Linked DNA regions of Homo sapiens: region 2 is linked to region 1. A link is an interaction called in ENCODE POLR2A ChIA-PET data of the cell type or tissue named here. Cell type or tissue: HCT116. All regions are shown on one strand. Each heading gives the region's core, and the rest is flanking DNA. Links, peaks and the distances in the headings are about the cores only.

The links. ChIA-PET counts read pairs that join two places held together with the same protein. Peaks named below come from ENCODE experiments on the same cell type or tissue, not always from the same donor. Only the 100,000 strongest peaks of a DNase experiment are listed, where the experiment ranks them.
Region 2: POLR2A ChIA-PET joins it to region 1 with 14 read pairs; 27 of 35 experiments call an interaction of 5 or more read pairs at or near these places.

What each region holds. Positions count from the first base shown.
Region 1 is chr14:77,021,890-77,024,794 of GRCh38, reverse strand. IRF2BPL (interferon regulatory factor 2 binding protein like) reads left to right here. Exons shown (of 1, transcript NM_024496.4): 1 at 1-252. Among named protein-coding and RNA genes, the nearest start is that of IRF2BPL, 5.4 kb to the left of the region's middle. RefSeq lists a silencer at 523-748 and an enhancer at 955-1,249. In HCT116, for the core only: a CTCF peak has its summit at 1,080; no DNase peak of the experiment used is centred there; H3K4me3 peaks cover 1,544 bases; H3K27ac peaks cover 2,500 bases.
Region 2 is chr14:76,915,879-76,918,783 of GRCh38, reverse strand. No RefSeq gene overlaps it. Among named protein-coding and RNA genes, the nearest start is that of LINC01629, 42 kb to the left of the region's middle. RefSeq lists enhancers at 190-249, 1-486 and a silencer at 1,304-1,598. In HCT116, for the core only: a CTCF peak has its summit at 1,468 (motif pointing right); a DNase peak (open chromatin) is centred at 1,483; H3K4me3 peaks cover 230 bases; H3K27ac peaks cover 1,712 bases.

The DNA of each region.
Region 1 (2,905 bases), core at 257-2,756:
GGATGGGGTGTATTTTGTTGCAAGTTTGTGAGGGGAAAATGTTTTGGTTTGTTTCTACTGACCTGAATGTGTTGGATCTACACGTGTTGTTTTGTTTTTGCTTTATTGATGCACGGATGCTTTTGAACAGTAGAGCGAAATGCTAGACATGGAGAATCTGCTCTGTTTGTCCTTTATACATTTCTGTAGTTAACAGAACACTGTAATGTGCCTTGGAGCTTAGTAACTTGTAATAAATTCAATTGATATTAACTGCGCTGAGTCAGCAATTTTGTCTTTCTAGGGCTAAGGCCATGCAACTCCGACGTAGGCGACACCCTCCCTACCTCCAGTATAGAACGAAAATCCTAGTGCTTTTGAAAGCCCTGGGAGCTGGCCTGTGGGAAAGGCCCTGTGCTGCCTTGCTGCCCCTCCCCCTCGGTACCAGGCTATTTAAATTCACCTCTTGGGGAGGCGACAGTTGCTGACTAAGCGATTTCGGTTTACTCTTCAGCATCTCTATTTTCCCCCGGATGCGGGCCCAGCTGCAAATGGCATTGTCAAGAATGCTTTCTGGTGCCTCGCCCTGTGGCGGTGAACATAGGCTGACACCCAGTGCAGCTGGTGACTTGACAAGTGGGCGAAAAAGTCTAGGAGAAAAGCTAGGATGCTTTGCTTCTTAGATATGACAGACATCAGTCTGCATATTTAAAACAAAACTGCCACAGAGCTGGGAGCAAATGCATACACTCAGCCTTGGAGAGTCCGCAGTAGCTTCAGGCTGGTTCCTTGGAAAACCAGTTTTCACCTCATTCATTACAAGTTTTCTTTCTTGTATTTTAAATAATTATTTTTAAAGGCAGAAATAATTCTAAAGACTTAGTTGATTAGAGAGGGTTTCTGAGGATGAGGAAGAGGGGGGGAAACCCCAAACTTAGTTCCTGAAGCAAAGGTTTACTTCCAACATCAAATAAAAATCCATTCCTGCTGGTGAAGCAATGCAATTATTCATCTAATCAGCTTTTGGCGGCGTTTGTGAGGTGCAGAGAGGCGGGGAAGCGGAGAGAAGACTACTGCCCTTTAGAGCAGAGCCCCTGCTCGTGGGCTGAGAGCAGCCTGGAGTCCTCCCAGTGGTAGGGGAAGGCAAACAAACCTGATCTGAACCTTGTACTTTCCTGGGAGGCAAATAGAAGAGCAGAAAACAGGAGGGAGGAAGCAAAACAAAACCCGGCAATCCAGTCAAATTGATTCCTGGCCACATCTCATTCCTGGGCGGGGCGAGCTGGGCCCTGTTGGTCCCCTCCAAGGCTGAAGGACTATTAAGAAACTTGGATCCCCCACTCCACTCCCATCAAAGGAGTGGGAAGACTGGGAGGTGGGGATGGGTACAGGCACGTTTGGGGAGAAACAAATCACTGGTTCGCCCAGAACTCTGGTGTGGAGGCCGGGCTGGTGTCGGAACTTGTTAATAACACCCTTTTAGTTTCTTTTCCTGCTTTGCCACTGCCATCACTGAAGTGGTGGAAACCAGGACTCTGTGTGCACGCGCACTCGCGTGTGTGTGTGTGGGTGTGGATAAGTGGCAATATTGATGGATCTGCTGCAGCCTCTTAATCCTGGTACATGGGAGGTGCCTGCCTCACCTCTAAGAATCTCCCCACATATAAATAGATATTCATGTCAGCTTCCTGCAAATGTGTCCTTGCATTTTCATCTGCTGCCAAGTGTTGTATTGGTGCTTATGAGTCATGAAACCTATTTTCATCCGCAGGGGTAATTAACTTGGGGGTGATAATGCATAGCAGACTGTAGGAAGAGTTAATTCCAAAACCCATCCTCGCCTGGCTACCAATCACACATTGCACTTAAAGGTCTGGGTTGGCTTTTTGTGTAAGTTCATTAATAAAAACCAAGCATGTTTTGCCTGGAAGATCCTCTAAGATGCTCCCAACTCCCGCTCCCAAGGCACATACTCTTAAAATTGGTAAAGCTCAACAGCCTGAGAATACAGTGTCACGGGTATAATTTAACTATCATTGAAGGAAGGAGCGGTGGGTGCAGCCACCCCTCCTCCGGCATTGCACAGTGCATGTGAATTTAGACATGTGGATCACCTGTCTGGGCGTGGACCTTATGAGTTGTGTCTGGTGGCTCCAGCTGGGAGTTGTCCCTGTTACCGGTTTCTGTGCACAGCTGCTCCTGCCGGCCTGCAACTGTCTCTTCATCACTATGGTATTATGCTCAGGAACTTTTAGGATTGTAAGACCCTTGATTACTAGTGCACATAGGTAGGAAAGGAGGGCCTGTCTTTAAGCACTGAGAACAGCATCGTTTCTTTCCTTCTTGTTGCTGGGTGCTATTATGAACAGTAGAAGCAGCAGCTGTAATAATGAGGCATCCAGCCATGGAGGCCAGTTTGGTTTCACTAAGGAAACCTGACTAGAGACGTTGGGGAGAGGAGGGAGGGAGTGGGAGGGAGAGAGCAGGTTGGGGTGGAACCCAGGCTAGAAGTGAATTATGATAGTGCAGTTAATTAAAGTTTATCATAGCCGGGGACCACTTGTTAAATGGAGGCTTTTTTTTTTTTTTAAACCATGTGAACTTTTCCTTTCCTGGGACCCATTCAGCTGCTAGTTTGGTTGCCTTAACCAGCCTTTCTCTGATCCCTCAGCTGGATTCTCCTTTCCCTGAAGCTTTCCACATTGGACGCCTAGGAAGCACTTTTCCTCTCTGGCGTGTAAGGATTCTTGTGGGTTTCTGAGATTCAGCCCAGGCCTCTGGATGAGCCGAGGCTCCATTCATCTCCATTTTACCTCCATTTCTTCTGACCCTCGTTTCCTATCCTTCTCACTCCCTTTCCCCTCAGAGCCAAAGTGGCCAACATTTAAAAATTCATATTTATCTTTGTGCATCATTTGTGCAGCAA
Region 2 (2,905 bases), core at 266-2,765, 110 kb after region 1:
AATGTGTGTGCACATGGAAGACCAGAACATGCTTCCTGTTCCCATCACCTCCGAGCGCACGTGTATGGACCAGTACACTCCCTACTCCACCCAAAAAGGGGCTGAGACACGCCAGGCTTTCCTGGCAGTAGGGGAAGCTGCCACTGTACGGGCCGCTCTCATCTGAAGGAGTTTCAGGTTGCCTTGAAACATTCTTGGCCTCTGTCCCTCCTGCCTTCTCTGGGTTTTTGGTTTGCTTCATTCTGCTGTAATGATCTAATCTTCCCTTCTCCCCAGGCCTGCCAGGTTTTTGATGTCTGGTGTTTCAGGCACTCAACTGGGAGCTGCTTGAGATCAGGCTGCCTGGCTTGGAAATGACTTGCCAAAGAGGCTCCAGGGAGTCTCAGTGCCTCTGTATCCCCCCCTCCCGCCAGGGGAGGGAGGGGACCAGCAATAGCATTCATGGAGGGGAAGTGCTGGGCCTTTCTCTGGGCTCTGCTGTTGAATGACGTGGGGGATGTTTGTTCCTCCTCTGTGCCCAGCTGAGCCTTGGCTGGGGTGAGGGTGAGGGTGCTCGGTGCTTAGCCTGCAGCCCTGGATGCCCGGCCTCCGGGGCCTTGTAGCCAGAGCTGTGTGTGACCTTGGTCACATTGGGCTCTTATTGCCTTGGTTTCCCCACCTGCTGGGCTGAAATTGGACTCCTTGCCGAGTCTTCCAGGGTTTTAATATGACAGGGCTTGGCAGGCACTTGGGCACCAGGCAAGGTTGTTTGTCACGGGTTCTTGAAGGGGTGGAGGGACAGGCAGGCCCCGTGCCAGCATGGAGCCAACACTCTTCTCTCACTAGCTCTGCTAGGCTCAGGCTCAAGTGTGGCTTCTTTAAATGGACCAACCCTGGGGGCCAGATCCCAGGAGCGCTCTCTGCTGTGATTCTGCAACTGTTGCTAGGAAAGGCTCTATACCTGGCCTCATGGGATGAGCTGTGGCCAGCCTGAATTCAGTGGGGTTGGCAAAGCTCACAGCTGCCACAAGAAAAATATCCCTCTGTGCTCAGGTCCTCATCCTAAATGAGGACAAGGCTGGCTTCAGAATTCCCGCTGCTTTTAACAGGCAATGATATGGGTGGGAACAGGGGTTGGGGGTTGGGAGGTAGAGTGGAAATTAAGAGAGTAAAGCAAATGACAAAAATAAAAGTAAGTGGCACAAAAAAATAGCTCTTTGTGGGAATGTCAGCAGCCTAATGCAAGCTCCCCAAGGCAGGAACGCTCTACTGGATGCATTATTTTGGATAGCACCACAAGAGTCTGGCAAATCGTAAACAGTCTCAAGGCGGGAGAGAACACAGCACTGTGTCCCACGGACACCAGCCTCACCACTCACGACGCATCAGCCTCTTGCCCAAGGCTCCCAGCCCACCCATGCCCCTTGCTCCAGCCTCAGGACAAAGCAGGACACCAAGCAATTTGCCCGCAGTCCTTGTTTTCACCAGGAGGTGGCAAGAACTTCCATATGAACTGCCTGCTGGTCAGGTTTGGGAATTACAAAGTCAGTCAGTAACCACAAAGCCTGTGAGATGGGAATCTCCAAAGGATGGGCTCTGGGCCCTAGCAGAGGTCTCTGAGCTGAAGTGGGCTTGCTGGGATCCACTGGTGAGGATGCAAGCAGAGAATGATCATAAGGACACATCTTTGTTGAGCTTTTAGTGCGTGCCAGGCACCTTGCTAAGTTGTTGCATGTATCCATCCATTGGATTCTTACAACCACCCTCTGAAGGAGGAAGTACCATGACCTGTATTTTCCACGTGGGAAAACTGAGGTGCAGCGATGTTAAGAAGGAGCTGGTCAGTAGAAATTTGTCTCCAGGCTGGGCGTGGTGGCTCATGCCTGTAATCCTAGCACTTTGGGAGGCCGAGGCGGGGGGATCACGAGGTCAGGAGTTTGAGACCAGCCTGGCCAATACAGTGGAACCCTGTCTCTACTAAAAATACAAAAAATTAGCTGGGCGTGGTGGCAGGTGCCTGTAATCCCAGCTGCTTGGGAGGCTGAGGCAGGAGAATCGCTTGAAGCCGGGAGGCGGAGGTTGCAGTGAGTTGAGATTGCACCACTGCACACCAGCTCGGGCGACAGTGCGAGACTCCATCTCAAAAAAAAAAAAAAGAAAAAGAAAAAGAAATTTGTCTCCAGAGCCTAACCCTTAGACACTTCCCATCATTGCTCCCTGATGATCATCATGCACGCAGTCATGGCACCAGGTGCCACCATCTTCTCCAGCGCTGCCACAGGCGGAGGAGAAACCTAAGTTCCCGTGCCGATATTCCATTTCCACGGCGCTTCTGCCTGTGACCTCTGGGAACTCACATATCAGCCAAGACAAGCCTCGTGGCAAATTTTATTAAGGTGTTCTCTCACTGAGTGACCAGAGCATGTGATTCAACCCCTTGGACCTTATCTTCTCCCTTTCTGTACAATAAGAGGCCTGTGGGGCCCCTCAGTTCCTTTGCTTTTCTGACATGCAACAATCTTAAGAAACAGCTTTCTTCAGTTCCTTTCCTTTTCTGACATGCAACACTCCTAAGAAACGGCTCTCTTCCAGGACTCCCAAGCACATTAAAGATGCAACCGATTTGCCTGGTCACAAGCACATGTGCACACACGTGAGATTCTGCGCCTATGGGTGCAAAATCCTGAACAGAGTCACACAGATGCACTATGGAACTGGGCAGGGCTTCCAACAGACTTGCATTTTTATTGTTTTTGTTTTTTTTTTTCTTTTGAGACGGAGTCTCCCTCTGTTGCCCAGGCTGGAGTGCAGTGGCACGATCTTGGCTCACTGCAAGCTCCACCTCCTGTGTTCACGCCATTCTCCTGCCTCAGCGTCCCAAGTAGCTGGGATTACAGGTGCCCGCCACCGCGTCCTGCTAATTTTT